Linked DNA regions of Mus musculus: all the other regions are linked to region 1. The links are chromatin contacts, found by Hi-C or POLR2A ChIA-PET in ENCODE. All regions are on one chromosome and are shown on one strand. The core of a region is the stretch at or near the end of the contact, and the rest is flanking DNA. Distances in the headings are between cores, read along the strand shown. Region 1 holds the start of Maml1 (mastermind like transcriptional coactivator 1). Region 2 has its middle 14 kb from the start of Ltc4s. Region 3 holds the start of Canx (calnexin).

What was found. A loop is a pair of places that touch in the nucleus more often than their neighbours do. ChIA-PET counts read pairs that join two places held with the same protein, here RNA polymerase II (POLR2A).
Region 2: POLR2A ChIA-PET joins it to region 1 with 11 read pairs in embryonic stem cell. The contact joins the enhancer-like site here to the promoter of Maml1 in region 1. A Hi-C loop is called at or near these places in 1 of 37 maps with a recorded cell type or tissue (left cerebral cortex). POLR2A ChIA-PET finds 5 or more read pairs at or near these places in 3 of 5 experiments (all embryonic stem cell).
Region 3: a map of left cerebral cortex shows a loop between it and region 1 (3-fold over the local background). The contact joins the promoter of Canx here to the promoter of Maml1 in region 1. A Hi-C loop is called at or near these places in 6 of 37 maps with a recorded cell type or tissue (gastrocnemius, heart and left cerebral cortex). POLR2A ChIA-PET finds 5 or more read pairs at or near these places in 4 of 5 experiments (Patski and embryonic stem cell).

The regions. Positions count from the first base shown.
Region 1 is chr11:50,289,699-50,294,827 of GRCm38, forward strand. Maml1 (mastermind like transcriptional coactivator 1) reads right to left here and starts at 2,638. Exons shown (of 5, transcript NM_175334.3): 1 at 2,028-2,638. The coding sequence starts at 2,363. It overlaps Canx (calnexin), which reads right to left. Exons shown (of 15, transcript NM_007597.3): 15 at 4,259-5,129.
Region 2 is chr11:50,249,623-50,254,751 of GRCm38, forward strand. No RefSeq gene overlaps it. Among named protein-coding and RNA genes, the nearest start is that of Ltc4s, 14 kb to the left of the region's middle. Within about 2 kb of position 2,594, at least 1 of the 3 ENCODE cell types and tissues checked has a DNase peak (open chromatin) inside an H3K27ac peak, as active enhancers do.
Region 3 is chr11:50,323,764-50,328,892 of GRCm38, forward strand. Canx (calnexin) reads right to left here and starts at 1,910. Exons shown (of 15, transcript NM_007597.3): 1 at 1,730-1,910. Gm46280 (a long non-coding RNA gene) reads left to right here and starts at 1,989. Exons shown (of 2, transcript XR_001780205.2): 1 at 1,989-2,289; 2 at 3,110-3,393.

The DNA.
Region 1 (5,129 bases), core at 1,388-3,887:
ATGGACTAAACCTCTGAACTATAAAACAGTCTCAATCAAATGTTTTCCTTTAGAAAAGCTGCTGTGGTCATGGTGTCTCTTCATAGCAATAGAAATTCCAACTAAGACAACCAATAATTACAATGTCTTAGGCTCAATCCCCCAACAGGGACTGGGGGAAAGGTGGAGATCTTTCAAGAAAGATGTTAGTTAAAGTCATTTTGGGTAAAGCACACCCAAGTTGGTTATCAATCACTCAACAAGTATATGGATGGCCTAAAATATGAATGGGACTTAGCCCAAGCCTTTTCAGGCTCCAAAGCTTACAGTCTACTTGGCAAGACACAGTATGGTTGAAGTAATATGTGACTATGTGCTAAAAACAAAGGGTGTAAGTTGGGCAGTGGTGGTGTACCCCTTTAATTCCAGCCCTCCAGAGGCAGAGGCAGGTGGATCTCTCTGAGTCTGAGGTTACAGAGTGAGTTCCAGAGAGAGAGTACAGTGAAACTCTGTCTTGAAAAAAAAAAACCAAAAAACAAAAAAGAAGTAAAACCAAACCAAACCAGAAACATGTACACATACATACATACACACACACATATACATATACTTCATAACTGTATTGAGAGAGGAGATTCTGCTGTGGGCTGGTTTTTCACTAACTGCAGATGAAGGTAGGCTGTGGCTGGAAGGACGGCAGGATTCTGAAAATGTTGAGAAAGATCCTGCAAGCAGCCGTTTAGTTTGAGAAATTTGTTCACATCACATCCACTGTCATTTCTTCTTTCCTCCTTCCTACCTCTGGGCAGGAATCAACCACACCTAACCTCATACTCATTTGATTGCTTCAAGAAACCTTGTAAGGCGCACAACATACCCTCGATTTACAGGCGGGAAAGTGAGGATGAGAAGACTCGAGCAGCTGGGTCAGAACCGGTGTGTTCTGCCGTGTGGTCTCGCAGCGGGGATAGTGTGGGAAGGAAGGAAAGCAATAGCCCTGTGGGGCACATGAAAAGACAGGCTAGCTCCGGCTGGCTCCGAAAGCCAACCGAAGATTAAACCTAATTCCCTCCAGCAACAGAAGGGTTTCTAACATTTCAAGAGGAAGGGTATTAAGTGACTGAAAGACTAACCACCAGTTAGGGAAGAGTTTTAACAACGGCCCAAGTGAGAGACAATGAAGACATAAATTAGAATTACCAAACAACTTAAGTGTTGTAAAATTTTACTTTTAAACTACCAAGAATTTTGTAACACCCATTCCCCTCCCCCGCCCCTCCACACAGGTTTCCGGTTTATAAATCAGTTTCAGGGAGGCAAAACTTCTAACCAATAAATCTCGGGATTAGCTACTAAAAACCAAAGGGCACAGCTGACCAACAAGTAACGTCATTTCCCCCGTTCAACAACTATTAATATTATCAGAGGTTTTTAACAGGCTTAGTAGGTTAATTTTGGAACTGTCAATAATATAGCAGGAATCAGGCGTTCACAAATTCCAAAGTTCCCTTTTGCGGGGGTTGGGGGAAAACGAATGCCTTTTAAGCAACTCCGTTTACCGAAGCTTCCAAAGACTTTTCAATTTTCCATTCCGAAACCGCGGGATACTGTCAACTGAAGGGAGACTTATTTCCATATTAAAGCCCTAACTAACCTCCACGAAGCAAAGATCCAATCAACATCTGCAGACTAAGCGAGGCCAGGCCTACGGTGCAAGAACGCCCTACATCCTAGGCAACTCCAACGCGGGTCTGCTCCAAGACGAAGTTCTCATCAATTGGAAATTAAGTTTAGGAGAAAAGCCTACCAGCAACTAACCTCCTGCTTTTCCAGCCCCGATTTCACTCAAGTCCTCAAGGGGACGTTTTCCCAAAGTACACCGCAGTGCCACTTCTGGAAGATGACAAGCGCCCTGCCATGTTAGCCACCTCCCAGGACCCAGACTAAGAAATGGGGGCGCTCGGGAAAGTTTCCCCAAGGCCCGATCCGCGCCGGAAGAGGCGTTTTCGGGAGTGAGTATTGCTGTGGCAGGCGCCAGCCTTACTCACCGCGACCGGGCGGCCGTGCTCCGGGCCGTCCGCTGCGTCCAGGCGCGCGGCCGCCGGGGCCGAGGCGGGGGCCGGAGCGGCAACCGGGGCCGTGGCGGCGGCCGGCGGCTGCCGGTGCTTGCCGGCGCGCTTGGCCTTGGCCTGGATGCAGCGCTGGTGCAGGGCAAAGGTGTGCTGGCGCTCGAGCTCCAGGCGCTCGGGAGACACAGCCTCGTAGCGGGCCTCACAGGTGCTGTGGTGGCGCCGGCACAGTTCGATGCGCCGGCGGAGGCGCTCCATGACCGCGCTGTGCCGCGGCAGCGCGAACTCCGCCATGGGGCAGGTGGGTAGCACCATGGGCCGCGGGCGGCACTGGCCGGGCCCGGGCCTCCCGGCGCCGGCTGCCACTTCGGGTTCCTCCGCTTCTGACGGCCCGGATCCGCCTCACGCCCGCGCCATGTCCGGCCGGGCTGTGGAGCGGGCTCGGGCGCGGCGGCGGGTCTTCCTCCGGCCCCGCTCGGCCCGATTCCAGGCCGGGGAACACCGCCCGCCTCAGGCTTCGGCCTGTCCGCTATACCCCTGCCCCATTGTTTTCCGCGCCGCTGCCGCCGCCATCTTAAAATTGTTTTCGGGGCTTTCGGAAGAGGGCGGGGCCTGGGCCGGCGAACTCTGCGTCACTGCTGATGGACCGAAGCTCTAGCCAATCAAAGGAAACCCGCTGCCCGAGGGCGTGGGGGACAAGCACGTCAGGAATTTTCGGGTATTTAAACTGAACACTCTGGCGAGGAGGGAAGCCCGAGGCGGGCTCAGTGCGGGAGAGTGAACTGTGACTGACGGGAACCTATCCAAGAAGAGCCACGTTTTCTGAACACCGCCCCCTGAAAGCAGTCCCTTCCGGGTTCGTGAGGAACGCGGGTTAAGTCTGAGTGAGGTGGAAGCCTTAAGACCCAGATGTCCAAAGCTGTCTATCTTTTTAGTCCACCCACACTATTTCGAGGTCAGCCATTTCCGACCTCATTCTTTACATACAGCCACGTAATTGATCAGAATTGTTTTGAGCTTGAGCGACCTAGTAGAGATAGTTATCACTGACTGGTACTGTGAGCAATAGCTCATTACTTGGAGGGGTGAGGGTGGGAAAGAGCCTCAATACTGGGGACTGGAGTTATTTAGATCTACAGGGGCATACACTTAAAAACCGACTGATATATAAAATTGAGTCACTCAAAATCCAATCCAAAGCACTGGGTTCCAGTGATGCCACTAGCAAGCAAGTGAGCGAAGGTAAAAAGCCAGGAAAGGACCAAAAAATGTTCTGGATGGTTACTGACACCCAAACTGCCATAGGAGATGCTGGGAGGCTTTGCAATAGAAGACCTCACGAGCCACTCAAACATGTCACCCTTTAACCTCTTACTAGAGTTCATTAAAGTTTTATTTTTAAAATCACAAAGAAAAAAAGCTAACAGCCAAGTGTTTTTATACACATGGAGTTAAAATAAGAAAAAGGAATTCTAAGTTTTTGGTGGCGGGAGTGGCAAAGATAAGTGAGCACTGCTTCTTCCCAGTGCCAAGCATTACAATCAGCACTCAAGTGAAACCAGCAGCTTTTGTATGCAGTGATGAAGGACTGAACCCAGGACCTCATGAGTACGCTGCAGCTGTCTTCACATACACACTAGAAGAGGGCATCGGATCCCATTACTGATGATTATGAGCCACCATGTGGTTGCTGGGAATTCAGGACCTCTGGCAGAGCAGTGGGGTACTTAGCTGCTGAGCCAACTCTCCAGCCCACCATTAAACTGTAGTGTCAGGTACCCCAGATTGCCCTCAAATATATTGTCTGAGGCTGGCCTGCCTCTGCTTCTGATCACACCATTACGCCCAGTTAGAAGTGCAAGGTTATCTTCAAAACTCTATAGTGTATGGATTCAGGACGCAACCTAAAACACAAAATATCCTGGGCATGACTTCCAATATCCTCAAATATGAAGCCTGAGAAACTTTTTTTCTAATAAAAGCTGTTAAAAGATATATATATATATCCTAAAGAATAGTATCTAGGAGGACAGGGTGTAGCTCAGTGGTAGAGCACTGGTTCAAATGCCAGCAATGAAAAAGTTTTTGGGCTGAGGTCCATTTTACACAATGGTAATGACTAAACCATCACTTAAATACAAAACTAAATTAAGGTCTCCTATGAGAAAAGACTAAATTAACCATTATTCAAACAGTAAAAACATTCAGTGTTATGATACAGATATTTAACACGGGCTTTAATATAATGTCATTTAGCAGTGTGACAATCTGAAAAGTGGACAATAGAAGAGTACTACTGGCATGGACATTTTACAACAAGGAGTCCAGCATAGAAAATCAGAATATAAGGGCCTTTATCTATCTTAATTCAGTGCCAGGAATCAGACCCACGGAACCTTGCACACGCTTAGCAGTTCTACCTACTCAGCTACAATACCTGCCCTCTACGCTTTTTTTAAGAGCTGAAGACTGCTGATCATTTACTAACGAGTCAGGTATTTAAGGAGGCTGGAGCTTCAATGGAACCTTGAGGGAGGAAGAGGGACCCAAAAAGGCAATGACCACCACCAGTGACATAAATAAACCTGTCATTGTACAGCCTGGGTGAATATAAAGTAGGCACAAAACAATGTCAATGTAGAATGATGAAACAGATAAACCGATTTCTAGAAAAGCAATCATCCCCATGTTTGCTTCAAGGAGAAACCTGCAGACATGTATTCATTTCTTGCTAGTAACTGTTTATTTCACTCTATACATTTGGAAACGTCCGCTACATAGCTATGGTCACTGTGACCACAAACAACAGATGGTGATAAAGCACTGAACAGGAAGAAAAATGCATTCCACCCTCAAAAGAAATGAACCAGTGTTTATAAAGACAACAGATACAGCCTTCATCCTTAACAAATATATTTCTTTCCCAGTATTTCCCCAATATAAACACTGAAGAGTGTTTATATATATTCAGTGCAAGGAATAGTATCATTGGTACAACTGGACCACCTCTGGAGAAAGAATGAAATTGAAACATCTGTTTCTGAATACATTTCAGTGTGGTGTAATAATATTACACTATAG
Region 2 (5,129 bases), core at 1,344-3,843, 40 kb before region 1:
CCTCCCCGACCATTTTAGGATAATTTGGAGGCAAAATGTCCGCAGGAATGTTTTGGTTTGTTGCGCTCAGAAACTGGGACATTCTGTTGTATAGTTACATTACAGTTGTCACAATGAACACATACATTGAGACAACACTCTGACTAACAAACCTCAGCCCGACAGTTCTGGTTGCTCCAGTACTGTGCTGTGGGGCAAGGAACTCCTGTGCCGAGCTGCTTTCAGTTCCATTGTTCTCTCGCTGTCCTGGAACTCTCTAGGTAGCCAGGTTGACCCTGAACTCACAGAGATCCCCCTGCCTCTTCCCCCAGAGTACTGGGACTAAAGGCGTGCACGTGCCTGCCTCTCTTTTTTAGATTTATCATTAATTATGTATATGCATGTGAGTATCTGCACACAAGTGCACAGGCCTGAGGCGGCCAGAGTGTGGGATCTCCCTGGGGCTCAGAGTTACAGGTAATTGTGAGCCTTTTGATATAGAAGCTGGGAACCCAACTGGGGTCCTCTTCAAGAGCTGTAAGTACTCTTATACACTGAGCTGTCTCTCCATCCCCTTCCTTCCTTCCTTTTTTCCTTCCTTCCTTCCTTCCTTTTTTTTTTTTTTTTTTTTTTTTTTGGTTTTTTCGAGACAGGGTTTCTCTGTGTAGCCCTGGCTGTCCTGGAACTCACTCTGTAGACCAGGCTGGCCTCGAACTCAGCGATCCTCCTGCCTCTGCCTCCCAAGTGCTGGGATTAAAGGCGTGTGCCACCACTGCCCAGCCCTATTTTTACTTTTTACAACCCAGTGTTTTTTATTTACCCATGTCTGTGGTTATGTGTTTCTGCCTTGCTGCTGATGTGCCACTAAGGAGAGGTGAGACACAGTCTAAGATAGAGGCCTCAGCCTGTGTTTCTCTGGGTAAAAACAACTAGGGCTGAGACAGGTGTGGTTCTCAAACTCCTTGCACCCAGACATCACTGGGGACCACAAGGAATTAGGAATGGGGTTCTGAGGGCCCTTGATGAGCCTGGGATGGGGCAGAATCTGGCTTAGCTCGGAGTGAGTGCCAGAAGTGCAGAGGGGTTGGAAGAGGGGCCTGTCTATGGGAGACTTAGGCACAGCTCTGTATGATGAAGGAGACAGTCCTTGCTTGTACAAATTGTTTTATTCATGGAGGATGAGGATGCATGTGCCTTACTCAGGGTGAGCCAGAGATTCAGTATCGTTTGCAGGGAGGGATGCCCAGAAAGGGAAACTCATTGGCTAAACACAGGGCCTATCTAGGTACCTCATTAGCATGGAGAACTCTAGGTTCTGTGCTATGTGACTGGTTACCATGGTCCTCTGAGTGGGGTGTTGTGATCACGTGCTCTAGAACAGGAAACTGGTCTGGAGTTCAAACTCCTGGCATCCTGGCATTCTTTTTTTTTTTTTTTTCAAGACAGGGTTTCTCTGTATAGCCCTGGCTGTCCTGGAACTCACTTTGTAGATCAGGCTGGCCTCAAACTCAGAAATCCGCCTGCCTCTGCCTCCCAAATGCTGGGATTAAAGGCGTGCGCCACCACTGCCCAGCCTGGCATTCTTTCTTTTCTTTTCTTTTCTTTTCTCTTCTTTTTTTTTTTTTTTTTACTTTAGGTTTGTGACTATACTGTACCTGTCTTCAGACACCCCAGAAGAGGGCATTGGGTCCCATAACAGATGGTTGTGAGCCACCATGTGGTTGCTGGGAATTGAACTCAGGACCCTTGGAAGAGCAGTCAGTGCTCTTAACCACTGAGCCATCTCTCCAGCCCCCCAGCCTGGCATTCTTAATTATGAGATTTTTATGGTTTCTGAACTTGGTACAACCTGTTCTTCTGTCTGGTAGCGCAGTCTACTGTCCCATACATGTCTTAGTTAGGTTTTCTGTTGTTGAAACAAAATTGGCTTGCACTTCCATATTGCTGTTCATCACCAAAAGAAAATCAGGGCGGGAACTGAAACAGTGCAGGATCCAGGCAGAAGCTGGTGCAGAGGCCATGGAGGGATGCGGCTTACTGTCCCTGCTTCACATGGCTTGCTCAGCCTGCTTTCATCTAGAACCCAGGACCATCATCCCAGGGATAGCACTGCCCACAGTGGACTGGTCCCTCCCCATTAGTCACTATAAAAAATGTCCTACAGACTTGCCTGTAGCCTGATCTTATGAGGACATTTTCTCAGTTGAGGTTTCCGCCTCTCAGGTACCTCTAATTTGTGTGTCAAGTAACATAAGTCTGCAGTGCATCCCGTTGTGCCATCAGCCTAGGGGATGGGGTCTGTGGCCCCACTGATTCCCAGATGCCTGTGTGTTGCTCCAGATGGAGCGGGCTGGCTGCAGCTGGACAGATAGATACCTTTCCCTTTGGCTTCTTCCTTTTTCTGACCACTTCGAGAAGCTGTGTGGACCCTTAGAGTGTTGTTGTTGTTGTTGTTGTGTGCACACAGTATAAGTGTTCATTAGTCACAGAAGAATGACACCCCAGACTCAAATAGTACGTAAATGCAGAGTGTTTTATTCTGCAGAAGTCCAGCATGCTGCAGTCTCCATTATCAAGATAGAGAAACAACCAAGTGAGCTCGCAGGCCTGATTTAAAGCTCATCAGGGGAATTCCAGCAACCTTTATCTTGCTCCATCTCTAGGGACATTCCAGAGCCATTACCAGGCCATGGGGGCTGGAAAACTGTTTCTGGGGAAGTCTGGAAACTGCTGCTGACCCGTTGTCCTTGCCTCAGGCCAGGGCAGCTTCTGAGGCCTGGGACTTGCCTGGACTTGCTCAGTTCTTGGAAACAGAGTTAGGCCTTGTCTCCTGAACTGCCAGTGTGAAGCCTGTCATGGAGTCAGATCAGCCTTCTCAACAGCTATCCTCAGTGTGTGTGACACTTAAAGGACAGCTTTGAGGAATCCGCTTCTCTTTGAGGAATCTCTTCTTAGATCACTAAATCAGATGATGGCTGAGGTGTGTGTTAGGCCAGCTTCTGCTCAGCCTCGTCTTGCTCAGCCTCAGGGGTCGGAGGTGGGGGTCGGACTCTCAGCTGGTGGGTCAGCGGCTTCTGTCTTTGCCCTTTGTGGTTTGGGGTTCCCTGGGATCTGTGGGCAGACGAAGTTGTGGATGCTGAGGTTGAGTCGCCTGCTGACCTTGGTTGGGCCTTTCACTTTTACTGCCATCCTCTCTAGGCTGTCTTTGGCAAGGAAGGCTTTGTGGAATTCTGGTCTGTAACTGTATACGCGCTGTCTCACTGGCCGACCCTCCTGTCCTGCACTGTGGTTGTTAGCAGCCTCCATCACTCTCCTGGTAGAGGGGGGTGGAAACTGGTCTGTGCAGTTTTTTCCTACTTTATGGTGGCAATCTTCCCCTGCAATAGGGATGGCGTGGTTGGGCCTGTCCTTCAGGAGTGTTCTACCACCCCCTCCCCAACTGTCTGCTGGTGACTTTGTGAAGAACCTCTAGGGAGCAGATAGTGTCTAAGTGGTTCTCTTTGCTGTGTGTACAGCTGTGGAGTGTCCCTCCGTGAGGGCTTGTAACATTGGCTGCCTCTGAATCCATTTCCAGTCCTTAGTTTGGAGGTACTTCTCGGGGCTGTCGGTTTTGTTGTTCTTGAGACACGGTTTCACTGTGTAGACTACACCGGCCTGAACTAGCAGAGATCCACCTACCTGTGCCTCTTAAGTGCTGGGATCAAAGGGGAGTGCCATCATGTGTGGCCTTCATATCTGCTTCTTACTTCAAACAGTTCTATTGTTCATAAAACCTTGTTGAGATAGATAACCATTTGTCCCTGTCACCTGGCACTGCAGACTTCAGGACATGTGGGCTAGTGCTGCTTGCCACTGTAGGCTTGAGACTGGAATTGGTGTTAGCTGGTGGCTACCTGGTATCAATCAGCCTTGTTTCTCATAGCAGTGGTGATGGTGTTTGCAGCTGGCTGTGGCAGCTGCAGCTCTTCCAGGGTTGCCATGGTGCCAGGTCAGTAGTGTTCCAGCTGCCCCCGGCTCTCCTGGATTCTCTCTCCACTCCTGTTACTGCTCCAGTGCCATCTTTTCTGTCTTAAGATTTGAGTGTTTTGCTCCCATGTATGTATGTGCATCACATGTGTGCCAGATGCCACCAGTCAGAAGAGTGTTGGATCTCCTAGAACTGGAGTGACAGAGGGTTGTGAGCTGCCATGTGGGTGCTGGGAACTGACACCGGATTCTCTGAAAGAGCAGCCAATGATCTTTATCACTGAGCCAACTACCCACTCCCCATGTTTCCTTTTTAAACTCTTCCTTTTCTTCCCTCCCTCCTTCCCGTCATTCCTTTGTGCTGTCTCAAACTGGCCTCGGACTCCTGGCCTTCCTTTTGAGTGCTAGAGTCTAGATATGTGCTGCACGGGTCAGACTCCATGTGTCCCTTTTTGAGTATTTTGGTTTTTTTTTAAATTTTATGATATGTATTTATTATGCACATAGCCAGCTCGGCGACAGCAAAGATGCGGAGCCTCCGCGGCTCTTTCCGTGGATGCCGCAGCACCTTTGAGTTGCACTTGCATCAGTGCCAAGCATCGGGAGAAGGCAGTGCTGTGTGTGGGAGGACTGGGAAGACACCCAAGCTCAGATCCTGGAGCAGCCCCTCCTCTGCACATCGCATTCACGCCGTGGAGGAGCAGAGCAGTCACAAGTTGAGCATCTTAGATGGGAGCTAGCTGTATCCCACCCCCATCTGTTGACATCTCCCCAGACCTGCACAGGGCAGGAACTGCAGGCTACCCCTCCAGGCTGCACACACAGGATGAGGAGTTCACCAAAGTACCTGTGTTTGCTTTTTGTTTTTGAGACAAGCTCTATGTAGCCCAGGCTGACCTAGAATTGGCGGGGATTCTTCTGGCTCAGCCTCCCATGGGCTTAGGATAATTGAACTGGTCTGGCTTCTGGGAGCTCTTGAGCTGCCTCCTGGCCCCATTCCTCTATGATCCAGAATCTTCCTTGCTATCAGGGCACCTCTGCTACTGGCAGGCTGGTCATAGGAGGAGCACACAGCTTTGCAGAGGCCCAGGCTGGCTTCCCATGAGTCCTCTTGGATGTACCTGGCTGGTGAATTTGGGCCCAACAAGACTGAACACTCCTCCCACAGTAACTTCATCTCTAGT
Region 3 (5,129 bases), core at 660-3,159, 33 kb after region 1:
ATTTCCTTACACTTTCCCAAACAGTTTCTTAGTATCTGCCCTCTCAAAGGCAAAGCAAGTAGCACACTCATCCCCATTTCTTTCTTTCTTTCTTTCTTTCATTCCCATTTTTAAAGGATAGGAATTAAAGTTATCATGCTGGACAGTCTTCTGCAGTTATTCTTAGCAACTGCCACTCTACTCCCTCAAAGTTCTCTTACTGGGCAAGTGACCTCTGCAGGACAAGGATGCAAGGTGTGTTGTCAAGATGCACATGCCTTGTGGCTCTTGAAAGATTAAGGAGTTAATTGCACTGTTGAGTTAAGATAGCAAGGAGGTGACACCCATTCACAGACAGTTCGGTAAACTCCTATTGTGAATGGCTCACTACTATATACAGTTCTTCAGGGCCTGGCTCACCTGTAGTGTACCCCTGCCTGGCCTGTAAGCTTAATTACAGTATAAGTACAACATGAGAATTGATTCTGTTCATGCCCTTTCAAAGGTTACTGGAAAATATACAAAGATTTTTAAGGTAACCCAACTTGTCCCCCTTTAAAGGGGTGGGAGGGCAAATTATTTTTAAAAAACAGGCAGATTCTTCCATTTCTGAAGGGTAAAGAGACTGTAGCTCAACTTTGCCAAGCTTTTAGTATTCAGTTTGGTTTAACTTCACACAACTAGCAATGCAATCACTAGTGTCATGACCAGCAGTTAATACACAAAGTGTCATCAATGTGTCCTCAGGTCTTGGCACACAGGCCTTCAATATAAACATTAGTGTATCAGTGTAATGACCAAGGCATTCGGATTTCAAGAAGCCAGTTCGATTCCTACCCACTGAACCTTTACTACACATCCAATTTCTCATTCCCATTCCCTCGGAATTCAATACAAGGCCCATCAGTCATTCTGTCTACTCCTGGGGACTGAGCCCTAAAGTAGAAAAAAAAAATCTCCCAAATTCCCACTCCCCCGATTAATTGCAGTTAGGTGCTTGAACCAGGACTTTTAACCCAAACGGTCTAGTGCTCAGTTACAATCCCAACTGGATGACTAGAACTACCTGTATGACCTTGGGCCAGTCATTTCAAACTTCTAGGCCTCAGTTTCCTCCCCTCACTAACTGAACTTTCGCTTGTATCTCCTGCTCTTAAGGTCCTGTGAACACCCACACTGGATTACTATCTATCCACCACCGAATAGGCAGGTGCTTTAATAGTTAAGCCTTAAGTTTCTCAAGCGGTACACGTTCTAGTACATTCTACTCCCTCATCAGGATGCTATGGTCCAGTCTTCCCTTTGGGCAAGTTATTTTCTAATCTGTAACGCTTATCTCTGGATTTACTTCACCTTTCCCTGCTATTTGGGCTACCTACTAGGCCGAATTCTAATACCACACCTGTACCGGATTACTCAGCCCACCTCTGGGTGGGCCTGGCCAGGGCCTAAGAAAGCTCTAGAAGCAAAGCCGTAGGAAGTTGTTAGCTTTCTCAGAGGTCAAGGGAAACCCCAGGACACCTGCCACGCCTCCCGACCCCGGCGGCGCTGCCCAGGCTAGCCTCTCTAACCCGGCCGCTCTCCTCACTGCCCTGCGCGTCCGCCCAGGCCTGCGCCATTCGAAAGCCCGCCCGACCCCTCAGTCGTCGAGCCTACAGCCACGCCCGACCCCCTCCGCCACGGCGCCGCTCGCCCAGTCCCCCAAGGCTCGTCCCGGGCCTGAGATCCCCGCACACGCTTCCCGTCTCACCTCGAGCCTCCCGGGGACCACTGGCGGCTCCCTCACCTTCTCCCACCCGCACACCCGGCCCCGTGCTGCAGTGGAGACAGCGGCAGAGGCGGCCCGACCGTCACGTGCCGCAGAACTAAGAGGCCTCGGCTACGGCCGCCGCGCGAGCGAGCCCCACCGCACGAAGCCCAACCCCGCGTCCGCCCCTCGTTCCTGAGTGGCTAAAACGAACGTCAGATCCCGCCCCTTTGCGCAAGATCTAAGAATTTATTGGTAGATACAGCCATCGCTCGAAGCGCCTTCCCATACGCCCCCTAGGGCTATTCTTCGTGGAGCGTGGTGATTGGTCAATAGCGAGGCAGGAAGTGGTTGCTGATTGGGTATGAAGGAGGAAGGCGGGCCGTCACCAAACGGGCGGGCGCGCGCCGCGGAGGGCGGACGGATCTGGCACGCGTTCTCGCGTGGGTCGCCCTAGTCCCTCAGGGCGGGTGTGTTGGACATCCAGAAGACGGCTTTCCGACCCATTGAGTTAGGAACTCTGTCCCAACCCCGCCTGGGACCTATGGCCTTCATCACAAATGGTGAGAGGTCGGGCGGTGTGCTTGCGCAGTGAGTGAAATCCCTCTGGGTAGCAGACACCGCCTTTCCTGCGGAGTCATCGCCCTGAGCTCAGGAGCCTGAGACCTCTTTACCTAACAAAACACTACCTAGATTCACAATCAAGCCACATGGAGTCACTTTCCCATGTGCCCGTGCTGTTTCCTGATTTTAGTCGTTAAAATCAGACATACCTAAGCGACAGAGTTGAGGAAAAGGGTGATGCCATGTGCAGATTTAAAATAGCCTTTTCATAACCCACTCGTTTTTCAATATGCTGATAACGCTGTAAGATTGAAGTGGCTAAGGATTTGGCTAGATCCTTGAGAATCCTGATCGCCTCGGGTTGTATTTGGTGACCCAAAGCTTTGAATAATGTGGAAAGAAACAGCAGGTTTTTCTACATGTGAAACGAGCTTTGTTCCTGCCACCCCAAGAGAAAGGCAGTAAGGATTTGATGTTTGGGTCAATTTAGTAACCGCCAATTCTCTCTCCCTAATTTTAAAGAAGAGAAATTGCTTTCCTTATTTGCCTTATAAAGAGCATGTTCAAAATGAAAATTTGAAGCCAGCTTGGCACAGGCAGTACACATAATTTAAAAAAAAATTCTAAATTTACTTAGGTTGAGTTCTGGCTTGTGTTACCCAAGATGGCCTTGAATTTAAGAAAGCCAAAAAATCGACTTCTGCAGAGAGGTGTTAAAATATGTCAGTACTGAAGGAGTAGAGGAGTTGAGGCAGAACTTTTCTGTCTAAACTGACAAAGACTTGAACTGGACCTCATAGATATGCAAATTTTCTGTAGGTGGAGTTGGAAGGAAGTTCTTGAGATGAGAAAATTGTACAGAAGAGCAAAAAAGTGACTCTCAGGTATTTGGGGGATCCATATACTAAAAATGTTTTGGGAGCAATGGAGATGGCTCAGCAGGTAAGGACACTTGCCACCAAACCTGATGGCCTGAATTTAATTCCCAGAACTCAACGTGGTGAAAGAAGAGATTGAATTGTACTCTGACCTCTATACAAATTCACATACATACATTAATAAATGTGAAATTTTAATAAAAATGAGGACATGATGGCTCTAAACTATACTGTCCACAAAGAGACTGGGAACGTCAGTCTTCTGGTCTGTTCATGGTGTGTCATTATAGAATATTACAAGTTTCTTTTATGTTTCAGTTTATCCAAACAGCTAAACCTTAACAAAGTTAGCAAATACAAAGAGACTAGGCATATACCTTCAAGTCAGTTAGTGTTAACCTGAGTAGACCTTCAGGAATTGATGAGCCTTATTTATCAGAGATAGCTTATTCATCCAACACAAGTTATTACTTATCTAAAATTTTCTAGAAGCTTGGTGTTGAACAGTCAGCAAAAATATAAGTGGTTAGACATCAGTCTCTAAGTCTTAATTCTTTCTCAATGTCTTCATCCCCAATCTCTCTTACTTGATTTGATCCTACTTGAAGCAACAGTACTCATGTTTCCACCCAGTTTTTTTTTTCTCACTGGCTACATTACTATTGATCATTTCTTTGTACACACTAATCAGGCCCTGTCAAATTAATTGGTAGAAAATACAACTTATTTTATCACAGATTCATTAAACATTTTGCACTGATCATGTAGATTCCTTTTAATTGTCTGTTCATGGAGCTTGTCCAATTTTTCTATTCTAGGCTTTTCTTACTGGCTTGTAAGAAATCTACAGCCTAATGGTCTTGAGAGTGAGTTAGTTTCGATGGTTTGTAAGAAATCTTCACTCGCTGAGATGCTTCTTAAACTATTACTGAGAACCCACCCATCTCCAGCTTCATTATACCTTTTAAATTAGGAGCTATTTCTTTTGTCTTTTTGTTTTTTAAAGATATATTTTATTCCAGCACTTGGGAGGCAGAGGCAGGTGGATTTCTGAGTTCAAGGCCAGCCTGGTCTACAAAGTGAGCTCCAGGACAGCCAGGGCTACACAGAGAAACCCTGTCTCGAAAAACAAAAAAACAAAACAAAACAACATATTTATTTATATGTAAGTACACTGTAGCTGTCTTCAGACACCAGAAGAGGGAATCAGGTCACATTACAGATGGTTGTGAGCCACCATGTGGTTGCTGGGATTTGAACTCGGGACCTCCAGAAGAGCAGTCAGTGCTCTTAACCACTGAACCATCTCTCCAGCCCCTCTTTTCTCTTAATTGCACTTGTTCCTTCTTTTCTCATTATAATTTGTGTGGGTTTGAGGGCTCCATGAGTGTGCTGTACTTGCATATGTCTGTGTATATGGAAGCAAGATTAGTAGGTCCTTATCACTCTCCACCTGAATCCATTGAGGCACTGTAGACAGGATCTCTTCCTTGTACCTGGAACTAGGCCGGCAGCCAGCATGCCCCATTGCACTTCCTGTCTCTGCCTGCAACGGCACTGGGGTCACAGGCATGTGCACCATGCCCTTGTTTTGTTAGAAATTTTTCTTTTACTTATCCTTCAATAATTTCATACATGTCTATTTGTCTGTCTATCTGTCTTCTTTTTTACTTTTTGAAACAGGGTTTCTCTGTATAGCTCTAATTGTCCTGGAACTCGCTCTGTAGACCAGGCAGGCCTCCAACTCAGAGATCTGCCTGTCTCTGCCACCCAAGTGCTGGAACTAAAGTTGTGAACCGCCACCACCCTATTCTTTCTTTTTTTTTAACCAAATAATGTTCTTGGGACTGGAGAAATAGCTCAGTGGGTAAGAGCACTGGCTGTTTTGTTGTTGTTGTTTGTTTTTCTTTCTTTCTTTTAAAAGGAATCCTGCTTCAATCCCCAACACTCATATGGCAGCT